Linked DNA regions of Homo sapiens: region 2 is linked to region 1. Evidence: chromatin loops called from intact Hi-C (ENCODE). Cell type or tissue: CD14-positive monocyte. All regions are shown on one strand. Each heading gives the region's core, and the rest is flanking DNA. Links, peaks and the distances in the headings are about the cores only.

Region 1 (2,918 bases), core at 285-2,784:
TTAATTGATACTAGGTTTCACCACGTTAGCCAGGATGATCTCGAACTCCCTCAGGGTTATTTCTACTGACTATATTAGCTATTCTGTTAGCTAAGAACTTTATCTGAATACTGAATGGTCAGTGTTTGTGAGGTTTGCATTAGAGCTAGGAGCACAAAGACACCTCTGCTCTAGTGTGGTCTGGGCAATGCAGAAAGAAAAGGAGGAACAGTGATCAGAAACAAAAGATGGTGGTCAGAGGTAGGGAACTGCAAGCCTGTCCGTTAGGGCAGAAAGAAGAACAGAAAAGGGATATCAGAGACCTGTGTGTGGCTCCGAGGTGCTGATCTCCATTTCTCTTAATAATACTTCTCTCCAGAGTCAACATACATGGGTCCTATACCTTCCTCAGTTTCCCACCCAGCCCCTAACTGCCCCTGTGCCATGTATGTTAGGTAGATGAGGCTTAAGAAGGAGATCATCCTCCACTCACAGTGGTGGGTACAGAAATGTGTTCCTGGCATCCACATAGAAGTCAGTGGACGGCCTGTTCTTTAAAAATGCAATGAATTGATAAGCTCTGCTGGCCTAGGTCTGGGAGTCTAAGCACCACAAATGAACGCTGTTATGAGCGTTCCCCTACAACTTTGGAACTGCTCAGTGCACCAAATGCTCTGCAAAAAGCGGGTCTTGCTTCAAAGTATTCAGAATTGCAATGCTGTGATTCTCTGCATCTTGGTTTGCGCTGCCTCACTAGGACTAGGGGTATGCTTTCCACTGGAGAGTGCCACCCATATCATTTTAGAGAGGGCTGAGGGAGAAGTCTACTATTGTTTTAGTGAAACACACTGCTAAGAAATAAGTAGTAGCCACCAATACTTCCAATGGTATAAATTCTCATAAATGGTATTTTTTTCAGTGCCTTTGTATGAAGCAAGATTCACAATGGGGCAGAGAATGAATCTCCCCACAAGCTACCTTGCAAGTAATGGGTGGGTGGAAGTTTCAGGAGCAGGGGTTCTTCTGTTTATTATACTCTGCTATTTGATAAATGCCCAGACATTTACCCATTAGTTACCACTAATGGCTTTTTCATAAAGACCTCAGTGATCGCCTCCTCCCAGACTGAGGGTTTCCCTGGGGGCAGGAGGTATCTAGCACAGTGTAAAGACTGGGTAACTAGGGATGATTCAGCCCAGAAACTCAAGAAGATAACTCATTCTGTTTTCACCTGTGTTGGGGGGAAGGCCATTGAAAATAATGGAAGCCCCTCTAAACTGACAGTGAATGATATTAGTAAAACCTGACAAATAATGGGCCAGTGAAAAGATGGAGAAGTTGTAGCTTAAGCTAAACAGCCCCTCCTTCTGGCTGGATACAGCAGCTAAAAACAGAGAGAACTGTGTGTTTTGCACAAGACCGCTTGCTAACTCAAGACATTTTGCTTCTTTCCGTGGTGAAAAGACAGGGAGGGCACCATCACAAAAATCTAAGATGAAAGAGAGTCGCTCTTTTGCTTGATTCTCACATCCATTCTTCCAGCCTGCAATGGGCAGGGCATATGGTCAGGTGGATCCAGGGGCCAGGCACTCGCACACACCACCAGGGCTGTGATGCATGGGCCCAGGTAGAGGTGCCGTGGGAGGGGTCATTGAGACAGAGAGTGTGAGCTGGGCAGAGGAAATCAGACTTGACTTTAGGGGTTACAGAGCAACCCAAGGAGACAAAATGCTGCTGAATTCCCAACAGCCTATCAGGGAGGGAATGTTTTCTGTGACTCATTTAAGTGGCCTCACTTGGTGGATTATATTCTGTCATTGGCCCCTCCAGCCCTTCCCCCTTTTAAGAAGAGGATGTTTGTAAATTAGAAGCAACAGGAACAAGAAAGTCATTTGAAGAGCCCGAGGAGGATTAAACATAAGTATTCGTTATGTAATATTTGTAATTCCCTGCAATCAGCCTGTTCCTTTCCCCATAGGGGGCAAGGAGATCAGGATCTGGTGAGGTGTGAATCTTGGGAGGTATGAGGAAGTTGGGCTGAGAAAGTGAACTTTCTCCTGGTCTTTCCTGAGGGTGTGCTCTTAGAGGTCTCCCCCCTTAAGGGGCAAGGGTTAGACAAATGACAATTTCTAAGAGGACCGAAAGGATTGTATACACCCTGCCTCGTGAACTAGACAGCAGATATCTTATTACTTGCACTTAACATGGGGCAGCCTAGCGATTGAGTAACTGGGTTGGGTTGGCAACAGCTACCCGGCTTCACTTATGAATAATAGTAATAATAATAACCGCAGCTAAAGCAACCCCATTATTAGTAGCTGCCATGTGTCAGACACTAGGTGTTTTACATAAACAATCTGAATTCATCCTCACATTTCCCTTTGCAATTGACATTGCGACTTCCACTTTCTAAATGAGGAAACAGATGAGCGGTCAAATAACTGGATATGATTCTAATTCATCCTCTGTCTGATTCAAAAATCTCTTTTTACTGTGCATTTAAGTCAAGCAGAAAATTGGGGAGGTGTGCTAGAACCTGAGAAAAGCAAAAATGAATTTGAATGTGTGGGGGGATTACTAATAGCAGACATGAAAGCTCCAACCTCTCCCCTGAAGAGGCAGGATAAACGTCATAATTTTTGCATTCACAGTTAAGTTGGACACATTCCTAAAAAACAGCCTGGGTTGGAAGGAAGTGGCCAGATTGGGAAGGGGCTGTTGGAGACGGTCAGGGAGAATGGTGGAAGCCATTGTCTGCCTCTCATTCCTTGCTTGCAGAGAGCAAGGCACCCTGATGTATATTAGATCACTCTAGATTTTTGGTTGCCTGATAAAGACAGTGAGAGGAGATAAAAGGCATGTGAAGTGTTGGAATTATAGTATCAGTGCTCTCTAATAAATACCTGATGTGGCATGAAAGTGCCTCAAGCACATTCAAA
Region 2 (2,918 bases), core at 331-2,830, 54 kb before region 1:
AGAAACCTATTCTCTCACCTACCTAGGTATTCTCTTTCATAATTTTACAAATGTTGTTTAACATCTGTGTTAGCCATTTCCAGAATGTTCAGAAATCTAATCTCACGTAATCATCAATGGAACCCGGTGGTGTTGGTAATGCTATCATCATTTGAAGACTGAGGTAATGAGAACACGAAAGGTTGGCCAACGTGTCTAGTAGCACACAGCTGGTAACTAGTTCCCCAACCCGGATTCTCTGGGCTTCCTCCTGACTCTGCCCCTCTTTTCTTTGGCCCCAGACACTAGGATTTCCCTAAACCTATGGCATCTCTACCCTTTCTAGGGGAAGAGAGTGACCTGCTACAATTAATCCTCATAGAAATGGATGATGTTTCTATAGGCTGTGTAGGCCATTCTCCCTAAACACTCTCTTCTGGTTTGAGTCGTTGCCAGGAGCTCCAACCTAGCCCTTTCAGAAGTTAATGAGGAGACAGCGAATCCTGGGAATAGCCAGCGACCACTGCAGGGTAAGCTTACAGTAACTGAATAGCAAGGTCTGCTCTGTAAGCCCCAGATGAGCTCTGGAATCATTCCTGCCGTCTGAGTCTCCTCCCCACTGGGCTTGTTCAGAGGGCACCCAAATTGGTTTGGGCTCCATCCTGGTGTGCTTTCCTGCCTCGTGATGGGGTAAAAACTGGGCCATCCTCTGCGGGCCTGCAGAAGCAGGAGGGAGGACACAGTGATGCCTTATGTGGAGATCTGGTCACTCGTGCTGCCTTGTGACCCTCTTTAGCACCGAGGAAAAGCTATGAGAGAGCAAGTACTCAACAACCGCTTTTTGGATTTAATTAAATTGTAACCAATATTTTGCCTCCCCCTACCCTCACCCAGAAAACTTATTCAAATAAAATACATGTAAATGAAATTTCTTTCTCCCTCTCTTCTTTCCCCCTCCCTTCTCTCCCTTCCTTCACCCAGCTTTTTTTTCTCCTCTTTTATTCCTTACCTTTTTCTATACCTCATAACATTTATAAAGAATGTCAACACTCTCCAAGTACCTTTCAGTCTCCCAAGCCCTGCACACAAAGGGCAGATTTTGAACAAATAATGAACCTCCCCCAAATAATCTCATCTGATCTGTTTCACCACTTTTACCCACAATGCATATCAAATATAAATGATCACTAATTCATTTCATCCCAAATCCTAGTGCTTGTCCTATTTTATTTTTTCCACCTTCTGCATTAAAATACTATGATTCATAGCCCTCCACTCCCACCCCCGGGGGTAGAGTGGGTGGGAGGAAGAAACAACCCAACTTCTAGTTTTCTGCCAGTGGCCTGTAAGGTTTCTGAGCAGATGATGAGGGAATTAGCTTTCAGCATTCGTAAATTTGTGGCTGGATCACTTTGGTAATCTGTGAGTATTCAGTAAGTTGCTACCTAGTACCTCCTCCTACCACTTCTTTTACTTTTTTTTTTTTTCAGTTTCATTCTATTATTTAAAGGAACACTTCTACTTTTTGTGAGTTTCGTTTCTTACAGTAATGAGTGCCAGTTGCCTAATATTTGGGGCAGATGTCAAATTTACTTAAATCATATTATATACTGGCAATTCTGTTCTCAACCAACTCAGGAACTTTAAGGACTTCAGAAAGGCATGATTCAGCAATTGACCTCAAGAAAATGTTACACAGAGAATCTCTTGACCAAGCTCCAGAGTTTTCTTTAAACAATTTACCCAAAGTTCTTCAATACAGAATGCAATAGCGTAGCCCAACAATTTTTGCTGATGTCTGACTTGAAAGGAGGCTATATTGAAATGATGTAAAATCAGTTCTTAGACTCTCTTCAAAGAAAAAGCCATGTATGACAAGTGGCAGAGAAATCAAACTACAGGAATGAAAACACAACTCTTAATGCCGTAGTCATGCTCAGGGAGTATTTGAGAATTTGCACCTGGCAACTTAGTTAAAAGCAACCATACATTTATGTATTGTAAAAGGTATGATTCTGAAGGACGAAAGGAGGAATCCTGTAGGAGAGAAAAAAAAGGAACATCAAGCAAGTGAATTCCAATAGTTTAAAGGGTTCTCTGGGAAGAATTTTTTTAAAAGACAAAGAAGTCCAAGGGAGCTGTTTGTTCCATAAGAAAACAATATGGTTCTAATAATATAAGAAAAAATGATCTTGATCTATGAGAAAGCAGGGAAGGGTAGAAATAAATTAACTTGGCAGGGCTAAGGGTTGCTTTGAAATGATCTCAGAAGTGGTAAGTTTGCCAGGCTACCAGTAAAAAGGATGGAAAAAAATGGAAATAATTTGCTTAGAAAACCAGAAAAGCCAAAGTAGGAAATGAAATGCAACTCTCAAAGGACATAAAGAGAAACAGAAAAATGCCATATATTAGTTAAATACTTAAGACATAAATGAGAGATATAGAAAAACATCCTTCACAAGTGAAAAAAGAAAGCTAAAAATATGGGATACTTAAATGCCAAACTTAAAAAGATTTTTAAATTGTGAAAGCAATTTCACACATCGAGTTCATATATGAACCATTTTGTATGGGTTTTGAAAAGCAAAATTTTGGTGCATTTTCTTCCAGACCTGAGCCATATAGAACTTGAAATGTGGCTAGTTCAAATTGAGATGTACTGTAAGTATAAAATGCAGACTGGATTATGAAGATTTAGTTAAAAATCTCATGAATAATTTTATATCGATTACATGTTGAAGTTATTATATTTTGGATAGTTATGTTAAATCAATATATTAAAATTAATTTCATCCATTTGTTCTTAAAATTTTTAACGTGTTTCCTAGAAAATTTAAAATTGCATGAGTGGGTCACGTTATGTTTCTATTGGACAGTGTCATTCTATTTTTTGTCTTCTATATGAACGATCAGGAAGTTTTTGTTAAACCAAGATAACA

The links. Hi-C counts contacts between places; a loop is a spot of excess contacts. Peaks named below come from ENCODE experiments on the same cell type or tissue, not always from the same donor. Only the 100,000 strongest peaks of a DNase experiment are listed, where the experiment ranks them.
Region 2: it touches region 1 in a loop (1.8-fold over the local background); 24 of 110 quality-filtered maps call a loop at or near these places.

Annotation. Positions count from the first base shown.
Region 1 is chr12:13,207,291-13,210,208 of GRCh38, forward strand. All of the region lies in intron 1 of EMP1 (epithelial membrane protein 1), which reads left to right. Among named protein-coding and RNA genes, the nearest start is that of EMP1, 12 kb to the left of the region's middle. In CD14-positive monocyte, for the core only: CTCF peaks have their summits at 1,375 and 1,575; DNase peaks (open chromatin) are centred at 1,361, 1,801 and 2,271; H3K27ac peaks cover 899 bases.
Region 2 is chr12:13,152,815-13,155,732 of GRCh38, forward strand. No RefSeq gene overlaps it. Among named protein-coding and RNA genes, the nearest start is that of EMP1, 42 kb to the right of the region's middle. In CD14-positive monocyte, for the core only: no CTCF peak of the experiment used is centred there; a DNase peak (open chromatin) is centred at 1,547; H3K4me3 peaks cover 389 bases; H3K27ac peaks cover 1,129 bases.